Linked DNA regions of Mus musculus: region 1 is linked to region 2. A link is a loop called in an ENCODE intact Hi-C map of the cell type or tissue named here. Cell type or tissue: heart. All regions are shown on one strand. Links, peaks and the distances in the headings refer to the core of each region. The heading gives the core; the rest is flanking DNA.

Region 1 (8,653 bases), core at 1,479-6,478, 69 kb before region 2:
GTCACTTGTATTTGCTGGAAATGTGCCTAGAGTCTTTGTGAAACTGTAACACAAATGGCCTCCAGGCCAGTTCCCTCCCCTTCCCCACCAAAACCTCCTGAGACCTGTCTGTCTGTCTGTCCTTCTATTGGCATTCTGCTCCCCTACATTCCCACCAGAAGGCCTGCTAAGCTCTGCATGGACCGTTCTGAGGCTCGTCTGGTCTACAGCTCCAACTTCTTCCACATTCGGAAGGAACCCCATCGCTCACTCCTCTGCTCTCCCAGTGAGACTGCACCCCCACTCCCTCCTAACAGTTCTGAAACTCATGAAAATAGTGCCAGAAACTGAGGCTGAAAGCTCCAATGGGTGAGCTGGCGGGTAACATTTTTACAGTTAAACCATGCAGTCTGAGAAAGGTTTTTAAATGATGACTGGGTAATACCACGTGAGTACGAGAGCCAAATTTCTAGGTTCAAACTTAGCCTCACCAAACACTACTACAAGTTTGAGTAAACTAACCCCTTTACAACTTAATTTTTTTATAACTATTTCTTTACAATATACTATAAAGATTTATTATAATGACTATTTATAATAATGATGCAGTTGTTTTTTTAAATATAAAATGAAGATAACCACAACTCTCGTATGTTCATAGCAGCCTTATTTATAATAGCCAGAAGCTGGAAAGAACCCAGATACCCCTCAACAGAGGAATGGGTACAGAAAATGTGGTACATTTACACAATGGTGTACTATTCAGCTATTAAAAAGAATGAATTTATGAAATTCCTAGGCAAATGGATGGACCTGGAGGGCATCATCCTGAGTGAGGTAACCCAATAACAAAAGAACTCACACAATATGTACTCACTGATAAGTGGATATTAGCCCAGAAACCTAGGATACCCAAGATATAAGATACAATTTGCTAAACACATGAAACTCAAGAAGAACGAAGACCAAAGTGTGGACACTTTGCCCCTTCTTAGAACTGGGAACAAAACACCCATGGAAGAAGTTACAGAGACACAGTTTGGAGCTGAGACGAAAGGATGAACCATCTAGAGACTGCCATATCCAGGGATCCATCCCATAATCAGCCTCCAAACGCTGACACCATTGCATACACTAGCAAGATTTTGCTGAAAGGACCCTGATATAGCTGTCTCTTGTGAGACTAGGCCGGAGCCTAGCAAACACAGAAGTGGATGCTCACAGTCAGCTATTGGATGGATCACAGGGCCCCCAATGGAGGAGCTAGAGAAAGTACCCAAGGAGCTAAAAGGATCTGCAACCCTATAGGGGGAACAACAATATGAACTACCCAGTACCCCCCAGAGCTCGTGTCTCTAGCTGCATATGTATCAGAAGATGGCCTTAGTCGGCCATCAGTGGAAAAAGAGGCCCATTGGTCGTACAAACTTTATCTGCCTCAGTACAGGGGAACGCCAGGGCCAAGAAGTGGGAATGGGTGGGGGATCGTGTGGGGGACTTTTGGGATAGCATTGGAAATGTAACTGAAATAAATACCTAATTAAAAATTATTTTTTATGATTATAACTGTGTGTATGTGAGCACACAGGTGTGCTGTGGCGCATAAATGGAGGCCAGAGCACAATTTTGGGGAGTCAGTCCTCTCTATTCACCATGTGGGTACCAGAAATCCAAGTGAGTTCATCAGGCTTGGTGGCATGCACTTTTACCTGCTGTGCCATCTCATCAGTTATGAGGTAAGACTTACCAGTTATCCAGCTCTTATAGCTGTGTGTTAGAGCTGCAAGAGACTGCTGCAATAGCAATGGCAGCCATAAACATGGAATTCTAAAAGTTTGTGGATTGACATCTAGATCCGGTTTGGTAAAAGGGTCACTAAGTGTGAGTGGCAAAGTTGACAGTGAGGAGGAGGAAATGTGCCTTGATCACCAGCAGTTTGCTCCAAGTGTTAATAGAGATCAGAGCAAGCAAGTGATCCAGTGAGATACGTATTGTAGGGTGGTCTCTGCACCTGCAGAGAAATGGGCTAGAGTCATAGCTCCTACTCTAGCCCCTCCCCAGTTCTGCTCCTAGATACAAATCTACTCCCATTTCCTTATGGTAAATGTCACATTTATATTATTCCTTGATTTTGCTGTCATGGATATGATTTCATAATTAATATCAGCTGTAACACCAAGAATGGACTTAAGAGAATGGAACTAAAGGACAATATGAGGATCTAGGCATGGTAGCACCCATCTGTACTCCCAGCACCCAGAAGGCAGAAGCAGGAGGATAGCGAATTTGAGGCCAGCAAGGGTTATAAAGTGAGACTCTTACCAAAAACAAAACAAAACAAAGTAAAAGTGAGAAAGAAGGCTGAATCCACTGAACCTGTGAGTGAATGGAAGGCGGATGGGGAATGGAAGTGGGTGAGGTGCCATCGCAGTACTGCGCATAAATAAATGGGAGCTTGGGGAGAGGTTGATGAGAAAGCCTGCAGGCTAGAATTGTTGAAGTGCTTCCCAGTTCCAGCCACAGAATAAATCACAGGGAAGCCGGATAAATCTTACCAGGACAGAAGGGCCCAGAGCACTCACAGAGACTCTGAGCCCCTTCTATCCCAAAGTTGAATGTTGCCCTTTTTAAAATTCTTACCCTTGCTGCCCTTTGTCCATCACCACCCATTTCTATTTCCACCTACCACTCCCAACTATATCTTTAAGTCACACTGAGCATTAGTTTAAAAGGGTTGCAGCAAGAGATGAGTTTCCCACCCAACATGTGCTTCTTGCCTGGCTGGGCCTTGACCCACAACTAATAAGGTCCAGAAGACACTGCTTTGACTAAACAAACATGTAGGAACCTAGACGCTTCTATTAGAACAGGGGGACTCATTCTAGCAGGAAGTCCAACTTCACAGCTTCAAACCATCTGTCAAACCCATAACACCAAGGGTTCAAATGAATGGAGGAGGAATATTCTCAAAGACTTTTTGGGTGCTTCTGAAGAAACAATGCACACCAAGAACTGTGGTTGAGGCAACCCTGACCTTTCTGGCCCTCTCAAGCAAATTGACAAAGCTTCACTTGTGACGTCGCGGAGGCCAGACTCAGGCTGGCTGGCGTGGGATGCCCTCGCCCGCCCCAGAAGCAAGAGGCCACCCGCCCCGGGGGAAAGAGGCGGGGCCGGGACCTGGCAGAAACTGGGCTGCACTGCTGGAGCCAAGAGAGGCAGGGCGCCTCCCCGCCTTCGCTGCGGTGACCTCCGGTGTTTTCCTGGCGGCTTGCCCTCCGGCTGTGCCCGCCACAGGAGGATTGCGCCAGGTCCCAGCGCGACCACCTCCAGGCGTTGGCACTCCCTTCCTCCTCTCTCGCCCCTCCTCCGCCTCTTCCGTTTCTCTGGGAAAGGCTGTATCCTCCTTGGGGCTCTGCATCCTCGCTTAGGTAATCCGCTTTCCTGCTTTCGCCACCCCTCCCCGGTGTCCAGCGTCTCCACCTCCGCGCATTTGGGTCCCCGCGAGCCTCGCGCGCTCCATCGCCTCTGCAGAGGGCAGGTGAGTCGGTCTCCGGCCGAAGGCTACTGGCCTCGGCGCCTGGGCCTGCGAGGTACCGGGTCGCTGCATCGAGGCCTCTCCGGCCTGCCCGTGCCCACCCACACAGAGCCCGAACCCCGAACCGAGAGGCTAAGCTCGCGGATCACGCCGCCCCCTTAGCTCTGCAGAAGCCACCGAAAGAAATCCAATCGCCCGCAGAGTAGCTTCTTCTGCTCGGTTCTTTCCATTCCTACCACTAGCCTCTAGGTTGAATGAGGTGATCTGAGAATGGTCAGAAGCAGAGGCCCAGGTTCCACGGGTAGGTGGCGTAGCTGTCAAGAAGTAGGGGAGCAGTTTGCCTGAGAGATGCTTCTAACGTGGATCCACGTTGACTGTCTCTAGAGACCCATTGGATGGGTGTAGACTAAACAGTCCGGGGGTATATTTTTTCTACATTTTGAAGTATGGTTTTGTGAGACATGTCTAGGCAGTGGGTGTGGACAGCATAGAAGGGTGTCATCTAAATTATCTAACCTGGCTTTGGTAAAAATCATATGGACTGTCAGACATGAGGTGTGAAAGAAAAATCTAGGGAATACACGTTAACAAGCGCGGTGTGTACTTTGGAGATTTCTGTCCTTAAAACTAGGACCGGAACACGTGGAAGTTTGCCCACTGTGTGAGGGTGTTCGCGTCAAAAGGACTGCGGCTTGAGGCCGTGCGGACAGGACTCTTAATATATATGTATCCCATGCAGAATGAATCTTTCTGTTTTGTTTTGTTTTGCTTTGCTTTTTTGGCTCCTTGCCCTTAATTCCCAGTTTTAATCAGATGGTAAGACTTAGGTCCACCCACCTGGTAACAATCTAAGGAAGAAAACAACCCCAGGGACTACTTTTGGCTGATGGACTAGCAAGATGACCTCAGTCAGGCATCTGAAAGTACAGAATGAAAGGGAAAATACAGGCAACGGGAAAGCCGATTTTAACCCCTGCACGTGCCTGTTTGCTGTTTTCTTAAGAACTTACATTTAAAGGACTTTTATAATACTTTTGCAGTTAATTCTTAGCAATGAAGAAGACTGTGTAAGACACATAAAGTTACACTTCAGTTTTTGAATAGACTAAGAACTCTTCTTTGCAAGTTTTTGAACTAAGCCACCACTTGCACCTTAGACTCTCACTCTGTAGTGTGAAGTTCATTATTGCACATTTAGATTATACTTGTACTTGGAGTAATTGGAGAAAAAATTCTAATTTATTTTTAGACACAGAAGGCCAATAAAAATACAAGCAATAAAGGTAAATCGTTATATAGGTATTTCCTCTTTTACTTCGATCTTGAATAATAATTAGAAAAATGATGCTTTATTCTATTTCATGTTACACCAAAACTGCCTAAAAGATAAATAAGTAATCAATTAAAAACAAACATCTTCCATTTTAAAGAGTGGCACAGATGTGGACTTTCCCCAGGTGGGAGTCTTGTATAAATGTCTTCCTTAAAATACTTAGGGTGTCCTAAGAAGCTCAGAATGACTCAATGTTGGGCTTTTGTCTGGGTTAGTTTGGAAATAAAAGTGTTGCTTCCTGTTTCTCACAATTAGTATGGAGTTGTGTTTCCTAAACGTAGCTGTTTACTAACAATGGAAGATAATAGTAGAAGGCTAGACAGAGGTGGGGAGGGGCATGGCTCACTGAAGAAGTAGTCCCTGTCTCAAGAACCCATACAAAAGGTGGGTAGGCCTAGCCTTCATCTAGCACTACCAGCATTCGGGAGGCAGAGGTGGATTCTTAGGACAGGCTGACTAGCTAGGGTAGCTGTAGTGAGCTCCAGCTTCAGTGAGAGACCCTGCTACAATAAATAAATGGAGACACCAAACTTCAGCTTTGGGCTTCCAAATGCATGCACACAGGCATCTACAAACACTGGACCATGCATGCATGCACTCGCACATATACCACAACCACCTACACAAAAAGATACTTGGTTGCAACTTGGTCGCAGTGTTTAGCTACAAAGTTAGGGTCTCAGGTGTCCCAGACTGGACTCAAACCCTGGGAGGCAGAGGGTGGCCTTGAGCTTGAGTTTCCTGTTTCCCCCTCTCCAGTGCTGGCATTACAGGCGAGTGCCACCACACTAGGTGATTGTGCAAGGTTGGGGACGGATCCCAGGGCCCCAGGCATGTTTGGAATCCACCTTACTGACTGAGCTCCCTCCATACCCCACAACTTAGTACTTTACAAGTCATAATTTCAAAAATACAATTAAAATAGACAGCGATGGTAACTTTTTAAAAGCATAAGCAATGACAAATACCTAGGCAGTCCTGAAATCTGCAGGTGAGAGTGCACTGTTGCCAAACTGTGAATAGCTGTGAATCATTCAGGATTCATCTATATAAAAGGTTCTTTAATAAAACTGAGGTTTTATTTATATAATATTTATTTATGTAATATTGCCCATTTAAGAAATCTACATATCTTATTATTCTGGTGATTGTTGTAAGTGTATGCTTGTAAACATATTTTGGTGATTTCATTTCCATCATGATATGCACAATGTTAATCGAGTCTTTTCATATTATTAAGTTTTTCCATGAGTGGATTTTAAAAAAGATAGTCTTATGTAGTCCAGGCTGCCTCAAATAGGCAGCTGGGGTTGGTCTTGAACTGATTCTCCTTCTTTTGTCTTCTTTCCTCCCCAGAGTCCTAGGGTCATAGGAATGTCCTGATTACTGAATCTTTTATTGTTGCTGTTGTGTATGTGTGGTATATTTGTATGTAAATGTTCCAGTGTGTGTGCACACATGTATGCTCATTCATGGAAACCAGAGGTTGACTTCAGGTCATCTTCAACTATTCTCCAACTTCATTTTTGAGACAGGGCCTCACTGAACCTGAGTTCCCCAATTCAGTGACGCTTGCTACAGATCCCAGGAGCTCTCTGCTCCCGTCCCCGGGTTGGAATTACAGGCGTGCCCAGCTTTTTATGTGTGTGCCAGGAATTGGAATCCAGCTCCTCATGCTTGCACAACAGACATGTTACTGAAGGAGCCATCTTCCTGACCTCCTTATTAATGCATAATTAATAAATGCATCTTTAATTTACAATGACCAGTAGTCCATAGGAAACCATTGCCCCGATATTATCACATAGTAGATGTATGTTACCTCTTTCTGATGAAAGAAGAAAGTCAGCAAATCAGCATGCAGTTTCAAATAATTTATCTATAGCTTTTGCTGAAATGACTTACAAACCTGTCCAAAAACAACCTATATTTGACCATAAAAATAGCCATTTATATAAAAACAAATAACATAGAATTAAAAATATTCATTAAGGTTGATTATCACAATGGGGAATGTATTCGAATTTATTTTCCTTTCCATTTCTCCTTCCTTCCCTCCTTCCTTCCTTCCTTCCTTCCTTCCTTCCTTCCTTCCTTCCTTCCTCCATTGTTAGAAAGGGAGGTTAATTGCATGATGGTTTTAACCTTAAGCGACTAAATTCTTTTTTCTGTTTTTTGGATTTAGGGCTTTTCTATGTAGCTCTGGTTGTCCTGGAACTCGCTGTGTAGACCATGCTAGCCTCCAACTCAGAGATCCACTTGCCTCTGCTCCCAAGTGCTGGGGTTAAAGGTGAGCGCCACTATGCCAGGCTTACAGCTGAATACTTTAAATCTCTTAAATTAATTATCTAAGTTTAAACTAATTTAGCTAACTTTACCAGTGCTATTTAAATGTATGTGACAATGCTAAGCTTCCCATTGGTATAAATAACCAGTGGAGAAAACTAAAATGACCAAATCTTAATTTTGCTTCAGGAAAACATAATTTGGTAAATGGTGATGCCCTGGCTTTTCTTATTAGCAGCTTACCTTTTTTTATGTGTTTGGTGTTGCATTTGATCACACTGGGCATCCCAAGATTGTATTATTTACCGGAAAAACCTGTTTTTAGTTGTAGTGTCGCTCAGCCTTAGCACACACCTTTAATCCAAGAGTTTTCAGCTTGAATATTGTAAACAGGATTAAATAAAAGCATCTAAAGTTGGTGAAGAGGCAGAGCAGGCAACTAGATGACAGGGTGTGAGCACAGGATTACTAAGAAAAATCCATAGTGAGTAAGAAGGGGTCAGGAGGATGGATAGAGAGACACACAGGAATTAGAAGGCAGGGGCATGCAGTTTGAAAAAGGTTTTTGTGGTGGTGTGAGAAAAGGCATTCCTTCTGGGACATCTGCTGAGGAAGGTCAGCTGGGTGCTTCCTCTTCCTCTCTAAGCTAGCAGACTTTCCACCCCAGCATCTGGCTCCCAAGTCTTCATTGGTAAAATCGAATGATTGAGATTTTTATTAGAAAATGACCTACGAATATTTACACCCCCTCCTCTCTCTGTCTGTCTGTCTGTCTCTCTCTCTCTGTGTATGTGTTTGAGAGAGAGAGAGAGAGAGAGAGAGAATGTGTGTGTGTGTGTGTGTGTGTGTGTGTGTGTGTGTGTTCATCAATTCATGTCTGGTGCTCAGGGAGGCTACAGAGTGTCAGAGCCCCTGCAAATGGAGTTACAAACAGTTGTGAGTCACATGGATGCCTCAAATCAACCTCTAGAAGACCATCCCGTGCTCTTAGCTGATGCTCTGTCTCTCCAGGCTAGCTCCTAGAGCCCTGTAGCAGTCTTTTCAATGAGGAGTTGAACTACCAAACTTCAGAACTTACCTCTACTCAACTCCTTAGAATTTACAGGACTTGTGTACAACCTCAGTTTGTATTAGGAATGAGTAGAAGTCTGTTTTAGAGATATGAGTGATAGCTAAGAGGTGGTGGTGGTGTACACCTTTAATCCCAGCACTTGGGAGGCAGAGACAGGCAGATCCAGCCTGGTCTACAGAGTGAGGTTCAGGACAGACAGTGTTACATAGAGGAAACCCTGTCTTGAAAAAAAAAAAAACAAATGAAAAAAGGAGATATGAGTGATTATAAGCCTCATTAATAGAAAATGGGGGAAATAAAAATAAGAATAAGATCAGGGAGATAAATATTAAGCAGTTTATGGTTAAAATTAGCAGGAATGCAAGAGTACTCTGTGGTTTTAATAAGCCAGGCATATTGTTTAGTGCTCTGATCTTTTTAAACTAATGATGTTATAAATACTCTTTTA
Region 2 (8,653 bases), core at 1,871-6,870:
TTTTTATCCATAATTAATAGTGGCTCTTAAGTCTGGGTTGATAGGGTGAAAATCACATCCAAAGGAAGCCTAAGCTATAATAGATGCTTTCCTAGTGGACTTAAAGCATGCAGCCAACAGCTTTGAAAATAGTCTCTCCTCCCCTCCCCTCCCCTCCCCTCCCCTCCCCTCCCCTCCCCTCCCGTCCCCTCCCCTCCCCTCCCCTCCCGTCCCCTCCCCTCCCCTCCCCTCCCCTCCCCTCCCCCCTCCCTCCCCTCCCCTCCCCTCTCCTTTCCTTTTGTTTGTCCTTCTTTCTTTCATTTTTTTTTTAAACTTCATCTCTTTTATTGTTAGGTAATGCATGACACTGCAGTGACTTTGCACAAATCAAGACAGAGTCAAATAACAATGGCTGCAAGTTTTTATGCACCTTCCAGGATTCAGCCCCAGCTCCAGAGTTTGGTGAGTAGGACTGGCTCTTCTGTATGGGGTTGGCCAAGGTAGATACACCCCATTGATGATGATAAAATGGTGTTATGGTCTCTTCCCACAGAAAGCCTTAGAGCAACTAGGAACTGGTCCTTCAGAACCTTGGGTTCAGGCATCCTAGATCTTATAGCTTCATTTGGGTTAGTCACTAGAAACAAATAATTAAAAATCAGGCAATAGCTTGGTCCTCAGAAGGCTGAGCCAGGATGCTCATAGTTTTGCTACAGATACACACACACACACACACACACACACACGCACACACACACACACCTGCATGGTTTTGGTTTTGGTTTTTTTTCCTTTTTATTTGAGTGCAGGGTTGTTGTGTTTTTTTTTTGTTTTTTTGTTTTTGTCTTTTTTGTCTTACTCTCAAATTTACTTAAAAAATATTTCCTGTGTGATATGACCCTGGAGTCTGGGCTCTGTGGCACCAGCACTCTAAAGATTTTGTTTGCTTGTTTTTTTTTTTTTTCTGCTCATTCTCAAGCTACCTAGAATTCTGGCTCTACTCAAAGCTCTGTAATTCTAAATGATGTTTTTCTTTTCTCTAGATTATATTTGCTTTTGTGTTTTTGTTTTGTTTGTTACTGTATTTATCTTGTTTTGTTTTGTTTTGTTTTGTTTTGTTTTGACAGGGTTTCTCTGTGTAGTCCTAGCTATCCCGGAACTCACTCTTTAGACCAGACTGGTCTTGAACACAGAGACCTGCTTTCTTCTGTCCCCTTTAGTGCTGGCACTAAGGGTGGCACCACTGTCCTGCTTTAGATTATATTTACAATGCCCTGATCCTAAATAAGCTGAGTTAGATGAGTCTACATCATTAAGAACTTTATGATGTGTTTATAAAAAGATAGAGAAGGGGGATATATTCTATGGAGCTGTAGTCAGTCAGGTATGGAGGAAGAGGGGCCTCTGCAGGCCCATGCGGAATCATCACGTTCCCCTGAGGAACCAGCCACAGGACAGTATAGTATAGAGTATATTAAGGGCATGGGGAAGGGAGTTAAGAGGGTAGTAGAGACAGAGAAAGGCAGAGAGAGAGAGAGAGAGAGAGAGAGAGAGAGAGAGAGAGAGAGAAGAGAGAGAGAGAGAGGAAGAGGAAGAGGAAGAGGAAGAGGAAGAGGAAGAGGAAGAGGAAGAGGAAGAGGAAGAGGAGAGGAGAGGAGAGGCGAGGAGAGGAGAGGAGAGGAGAGGAGAAGAGAAGAGAAGAGAAGAGAAGAGAAGAGAAGAGAAGAAGAGGAGTAGAGGCCAGTCATGAGCATGGGGAGGGGAGGGAATGGGGAGAGGGCAGGAGCAGGAAGGGAAAAGTAAGAGCAAGAGAGCAAGGAGGGGGCAAGCAGCCTCTTTTATAGTAAGTTAGGCTTGCCTGACTGTTGCCAGGTAACTGTGGGGGCAAAGCTTAGACAGAATGCTAGCACTTTATCCCTTTCATTTCCTTTATAAATAAAATGTTTAATAAGCCAATCACCCCTGGACTGGCTTTGAGATCCATGTAGGTTTCACAAAGTTCCATACCCAGGCCACCAAGCTTGCTTTACTGCTCTGTGGTTGACATGTTGAAATTCTCTGAAAGTTTTACCTTCAGACAAGGCCATATGCATGATGGAGGGTTAAGTAGTTTTGAAACGATCCCTAACATTGCATGGTGACATATTTTGCTGTGATGAAAACACAAGGTATAGTCAGTGTCCCATGACAGTGTGACATGGCCCTCAACAGAACACAGATGTGAATTAGTGGCCTTGGCCACTGGGTTCCGAATCATATTCAAACCCCAGACACATCCAGAGCCACTGACAGAGCTTGAGTTGTGTGAGGTTGCCCTAAGGGCCTGAAAGCCACACTCTGAAGCCAGCTTACACATGGTTATTCCCTACCACCTGACCTTGCATAGTACCAGAGACCTTTGCCCCACACCTGCACAGGGTGCTTGTGTTGTGACAGAGCAAGCAGACTTTGGTCACTGGATACCAGACAGAATGAGAAGCCACCATGTGGCTCATGTTCTGCCCATCTCAAGGGAGACCTTTACTCATTGTTTTCCTGCTCTTTGAATGCTGGGGAAAAAATGGACTGAGCACAGGGTTCCCAGTGGAGGAGCTAGAGAAAGAACTCAAGGAGCTTGAAGGGGTTTGCAGCCCCATAGGAGGAACAACAATATGAACTAACCAGTACCCCCAGAGCTCACTGGGACTAAACCACCAACCAAGGAGTACACATGGAGGGACTCATGGCTCCAGCTGCATATATAGCAGAGTATGGCCTTGTGGAACATCAGTGAGAATAGAGGCCCTTGGTCCTGTGAAGGATCAATGCCCCACTATAGGGGAATGCCAGGACAGGGAAGCGGGAGTGGGTGGGTTAGTGAGTAGGTGGTGGGAGGATGGGATAAGGGTGTTTTCAGAGGGGAAATGAGGAAAGGAGAGAACACTTGAAATGTAAATAAAATACCTAGTACAAAATTTTAAAAAAGACAAATTTTTTAACTTACAAAATTATACTTTGATTTTCTCCTTTCTGTAATGAAGTAGAAGAGCTATACAGTATGTGTATATGCACAGATGCACATGTGTGTGTATGTATATATGTATGTGTGCTTGTGTGTGTGTTTTATCTCCTAGCTGTTTTATTCACAGTATCACAGCATCCATGATTTCAGGGGATCCTAGATGTCATGGCCACTGTGATTCAAAGCCAGCAGTTGACAAGTATATATTCATGACTAAGTATCATGGCCGGGTTTCACGGCATGCATGAAGAAGGCAATGGCACTCAGAAAAGATGTACAAGGAGGAAGGCTTACCACAGCCGGTATGATTTGTGTTATTTTCCTGTGTTGTCTAATCACTGATGCTGGAAAGGGTGACACGGAAAGAGGGAAGACAGGGCCACTTTGTTCCTCGTCTCCATGGTGCTTGCTCGCTGGTAAGCCCAAACATAGAGAAAAGTGATAGAATGTGTGGTTAGTAAGCACTGGAATAAACCCACTGGATTAGTATCCTGCACTGTTTGTTTATGGTGCTCTAGCAACAATGAAATACATAGCATGAACTGTGAAGATTGAATTAAGAAAAGCTGGGCATAATTACACGAGTCTTTAATCCCAGCTTGGGGTACAGAGGCAGGCACACCTCTGTGAATTCAAGGCCAGACTGGTTTACTTAGGAAGATCTTATCTCAAAAGAATAAAAAAAAAAAAAAAAAAGAGGGATTTTTGACGTTTTCACATATGTGTTAAACACATCTGCGTTGAAAACAGGTGTTAATGCAATATAAAGATGAGTGGCTAATATTCTTTACCCAGAATGAGGTTAAATATACTCCAAAAGAAAAGGAAATGGTTTTCCATTTGTACTTTAATGGCACCTGTCCCTGCTTTTGGAGTGATCCTCACCTCCAACCCATTTCTCCCTGTACTGTCCCCACAACGGCAATTATTTAGGTCTCAACACTCGATTTTCCACTTATGATCTTACTAGATGTTGTAATTATCTTCTAGTTCGTAGCCTGGCCCAAACCCAAGCCTCAGGGGAATTTAGGATTACTTCAACTGATAGTTCTTTTTAGATAGAGGAAACCTTGATGGTGTTTCAGGATTTACTGTAAAGCTCACACTGCCCACCAGGGGGCACTAACATTTTTTTGTGCAGGCTGATGCAGCTTAAAGACCAATTGTGGAAGTTCCTGACTCTGTTAACCACTTCCAATTGATTACTTTGTAATAACTAAGTTTTAAATGAATCACCTTCCTCAAAAGACCTCTCACTGTGTTTTAAACAAACTGCTTTCCTTAACTCATACCTTTTACTGAGTTTTAAGGTGTTTATTAAAACTCCTTTAAGATATGGAAACTATGGAGAAAAAAACAAAACAAAACAAAACAAAAAACAACATCCAGATTTGACTACTGCATAACACAGAGTTAATTTGTGGAGTTCTTTCTCCGTTGCATAAAGGAACAAGGATTTAAGCCACAGAGTAGAGGGGCCATTTGCAGGATATACTGACTAAGGACTGGAATACACAAGCAATAAAGATCTTTCACAATAAAGTCAACAGGAACAACAGAGAAGGCCAGGTGAAAAGGGCCTCTAAATCCTTGTAAAAGAAAATATTTAAATGATCAGTAAGTACATGAAAGTACTGGCTAGTTTTGTGTCAACTTGACACAGGCTGGAGTTATCACAGAGAAAGGAGCTTCAGTTGGGGAAATGCCTCCATGAGATCCAGCTGTAAGGCATTTTCTCAATTAGTGATCAAGGGGGGAGGTCCCCTTGTGGGTGGTGCCATCTCTGGGCTGGTAGTCTTGGTTCTATAAGAGAGCAGGCTGAGCAAGCCAGGGGAAGCAAGCCAGTAAGGAACATCCCTCCATGGCCTCTGCATCAGCTCCTGCTTCCTGACCTGCTTGAGTTCCAGTCCTGACTTCCTATAGTGATGAACAGCAGTATGGAAGTGTAAGCTGAATAAACCCTTTCCTCCTGAACTTGCTTCTTGGTCATGATGTTTTGTCCAGGAATAGAAATCCTGACTAAGACAGCAACCAATGTCACTAGTTATCAGAAAAGTGCACCAAACCCTCATAGAAACTAAAATTCTCTTGCAAGTCAGGTATGGTAGTCTGCACCTCTGCCCCTAGCATAGAAGAGGCAGAGGCAAAAGAATTCCTGTGAGTTCCAGCCTAACCTAGCTATAGAGTGAGTGCCAAGCCAGCCTGCCCACATAGTTTTAGGTGGAGCTTGTCTTATAGCCTAAATAAGTAAAATAAAGTTTATTTACACTCATGGTGGGAATATGGATTCGTGCAATTACTTTAGGAAAATGCTCATCAGTATTTAATAAAGTTGAATATATGCATATTCTATAACCTCTTTCTTAATACTTAACATGTGAATATATACCAAAAGATGTGTACTATTCACACCAGCCAACATCTGCAGCAGAGTGAGTAGATGCATTATGGTGTGCTGAGATGGAATGACATAGCATGGATGACTGATAATTTCAGAATGATAAATGAGAGCAACACACACAAGTACACACAGTACAAAACCTGGGGCTATAATTAAAGAGGGTTGGTTGTGAGCTGCCATGTGGGTGCTAGGACATGAACTCAGGTCCTCCAGAAGAGCAGCCAGTGCCCTTAACTTCCCAGCCATCTCTGGCTCCAGGAATGCAGGTATTCTTAGCTGAAGAAAGCAAGCAGGCCCAAGCCTGCACTACTATTCTGGTGCTAAGAATTACCACTCTTACTCCATTCAAGATTGTCAGAGTTCCCTATAGAACCAGTTCAAGATGTGGGATTATACAGCCTGGTCAGTCAGTCAGGATCTCTCCCTGTCTTCTCTCTTCCTACCTCTCCTCTTCTCACAAGCACTGGTTCAGTTACATAGTAATCTTAGTCAGCATCCCTAAGAGCCCAAGCTGCAGAGTCAGAGTAGTGTTAACAGCAAGGGGTTCTGGGCACCAGCAGCTTTCTCCCTCTACCCCAGTGGCAAATGTAAACTCTTCATAAAACCAGGTTCATGTATTTGACATAAATAGGTTTTATCTCACTTTAAAATGTCATAACAAAGCCAAGCCTGGTGACACGGACCTGTCGTCTCAGCTTCTTGGGAGGCCAGGGGTAGAAAAATTGCAAGATCAAAGCCAGCCTGGGCAGCTTAATGAGGTTTTGTCTCAAAATAAAACATTAAAGAGGCAGAGGGGTACTGAGGATATAGTTCCAGGGCAGTGTGATCATCTGGCCTAGATTCAACCTCCAGCCCTGCAAATTAAGAAAAAGGCATATGCTGATGAGTGTGCTCAAGGAATATGTGCGTGACCTGAATGCTTCTCTGTAACATTAAGTGTTAGAAGAAGAAGTTTAGGGTATGTATTGATAGAGAAGGTGTTCTAAGTGACATCACCAAGAGAAGATGGGGACTAAGAGCCCTCTTTCCTGAGTCCTTGCCAACATGGAGGACAAGTGGGCTGTGCCACCTGACCTGGATAAGGACTGGTGAGGCCAAGTGCTCAAACCCTTGCAATCTCAGGAATCTGAGAGCAACAGCAGTGGAGCTACGTGCTCCCTGTCTCTGTGAACCGGTAACCATGACACCCAACTGTGAGGACCATGTGCAACACCCGGAGTCCTTCCCCATGCAAAGAGAGCATCACAAACACTTTGAACATAGTCAATAGTAAACACTTACACACCAATCCCATCCCACTCCCCAAGGTTTATATAGTCCATGACTACATGGAGTAATGAAGCACACATGTTATTTCACCAAGAATCGTCTCAGAATTGCTGTCCTTACTGAGCTATAACACGTAGGGAAGACCTCTCTCCTGATGTACTCATCATTGGATCTTGGGCCTGCCTGGCCGGTGGGGCTCTCCTTGTCCACAGAGGCTCACATCAGCGTGGTGGCAGCTGATGGTGCAGCTGTTGTGGGACCCAGGATCCAGGCTACCTGCCTCACCCAGGCTGCCCAAACCTTTTAATTCCTCTTTTAAGAGCTGTAACACTCGTGGCATTCCCTGCCTGCCTGGAACCCTATGGAACCTATCTATCCCAGGCTCCACTTCACAGCTCACACCCCAGAGGGAAGGGGACAGGCTGCTGACTTCCTGACGCTGGTATTATCCTGCTGGTGTACTGGCAATATCCAGACACTCTGCAGAGAGGCAGTACACAGGACCACAGCAACACTTGATCATCACACACATACATATATGGCAGAGAAAGGCCAGCTCAGGGTTACATTTGATTGTTCTTTGAGTTGAGTCATATCCTACTGAATACTCCTCTGTTATCTGTAAGGAGGGATGCCCATGTATTCCTTAGATTGTACTATCTTGTTGTTCAGGACATATAAAACTTTAAAGGCCTATATGGTAGTATCACTTGCAAAAATTATGGAGAAGCAAGTTTGAACTCAATTCAAGAAGCTGCCAAGGGATTTGGGATATTCAACTATGGAAAGAATTCTCTTTGTCTTCTAACCACACCAATCTAGCAGCCATAGAGAAAGGGGAAACCCAGATGGTCTTTCTCGGGCTCCAGCCATCACAGCGACCTTTTATGGCGAATCATATTTTCTCTGTTGGCTTTTGTTTTTCAGGATCTAATTCATCTTTAAGTACAGCCGTCCATCACTCTAGCACCTATTGAAAAGTTTTTCCCTATGTTCATAGCAGCCTTATTTATAATAGCCAGAAGCTGGAAGGAACCCAGATGCCCCTCAACAGAGGAATGGATACAGAAGATGTGGTACATCTACACAATGGAGTACTACTCAGCTATTAAAAAGAATGAATTTATGAAATTCCTGGCCAAATGGATGGACCTGGAGGGCATCATCCTGAGTGAGGTAACACATTCACAAAGGAACTCACACAATATGTACTCACTGATAAGTGGATATTAGCCCAAAACCTAAGATACCCAAGATATAAGATACAATTTCCTAAACACATGAAACTCAAGAAAAATGAAGACTGAAGTGTGAACACTATGCCCCTCCTTAGAAGTGGGAGCAAAACACCCTTGGAAGGAGTTACAGAGACAAAGTTTGGAGCTGAGATAAAAGGATGGACCATGTAGACACTACCATATCCGGGGATCCATCCCATAATCAGCTTCCAAATGCTGACACCATTGCATACACTAGCAAGATTATGCTGAAAGGACCCTGATATAGCTGTCTCTTGTCAGAGTATGCCTGGACCTAGCAAGCATAGAAGTGGATGCTCACAGTCGGCTATTGGATGGATCACATGGCCCCCAATGAAGGAGCTAGAGAAAGTACCAAAGAAGCTAAAGGGATCTGCAACACTATAGGTGGAACAACATTATGAACTAACCAGTACCCCGGAGCTCTTGACTCTAGCTGCATATGCATCAAAAGATGGCCTAGTCGGCCATCACTGGAAAGAGAGGCCCATTGGACACGCAAACTTTATATGCCCCAGTACAGGGGAACGCCAGGGCCATAAAAGGGGAGTGGGTGGGTAGGGGAGAGGGGGTGGGTGGCTATGGGGGACTTTTGGTATAGCATTGCAAATGTAAATGAGCGAAATACCTAATAAAAAATGGAAAAAAAAAAAAAAAAAAAAAAAAAAAAAAGAAAAGTTTTTCCTTTCTCTATGGAATTGGCTTGGTGGCTGCTCTGGCTTGCTGTGTCTTGAGTATGTTCTA

The links. Hi-C counts contacts between places; a loop is a spot of excess contacts. Peaks named below come from ENCODE experiments on the same cell type or tissue, not always from the same donor. Only the 100,000 strongest peaks of a DNase experiment are listed, where the experiment ranks them.
Region 1: it touches region 2 in a loop (4-fold over the local background); 4 of 42 quality-filtered maps call a loop at or near these places.

What each region holds. Positions count from the first base shown.
Region 1 is chr1:52,812,266-52,820,918 of GRCm38, reverse strand. It overlaps Inpp1 (inositol polyphosphate-1-phosphatase), which reads left to right and starts at 3,231. Exons shown (of 6, transcript NM_008384.2): 1 at 3,231-3,517. In heart, for the core only: a CTCF peak has its summit at 3,819; DNase peaks (open chromatin) are centred at 3,288, 3,788 and 4,288; H3K4me3 peaks cover 1,413 bases; H3K27ac peaks cover 1,043 bases.
Region 2 is chr1:52,743,903-52,752,555 of GRCm38, reverse strand. No RefSeq gene overlaps it. Among named protein-coding and RNA genes, the nearest start is that of Mfsd6, 21 kb to the right of the region's middle. In heart, for the core only: a CTCF peak has its summit at 4,086 (motif pointing right); no DNase peak of the experiment used is centred there.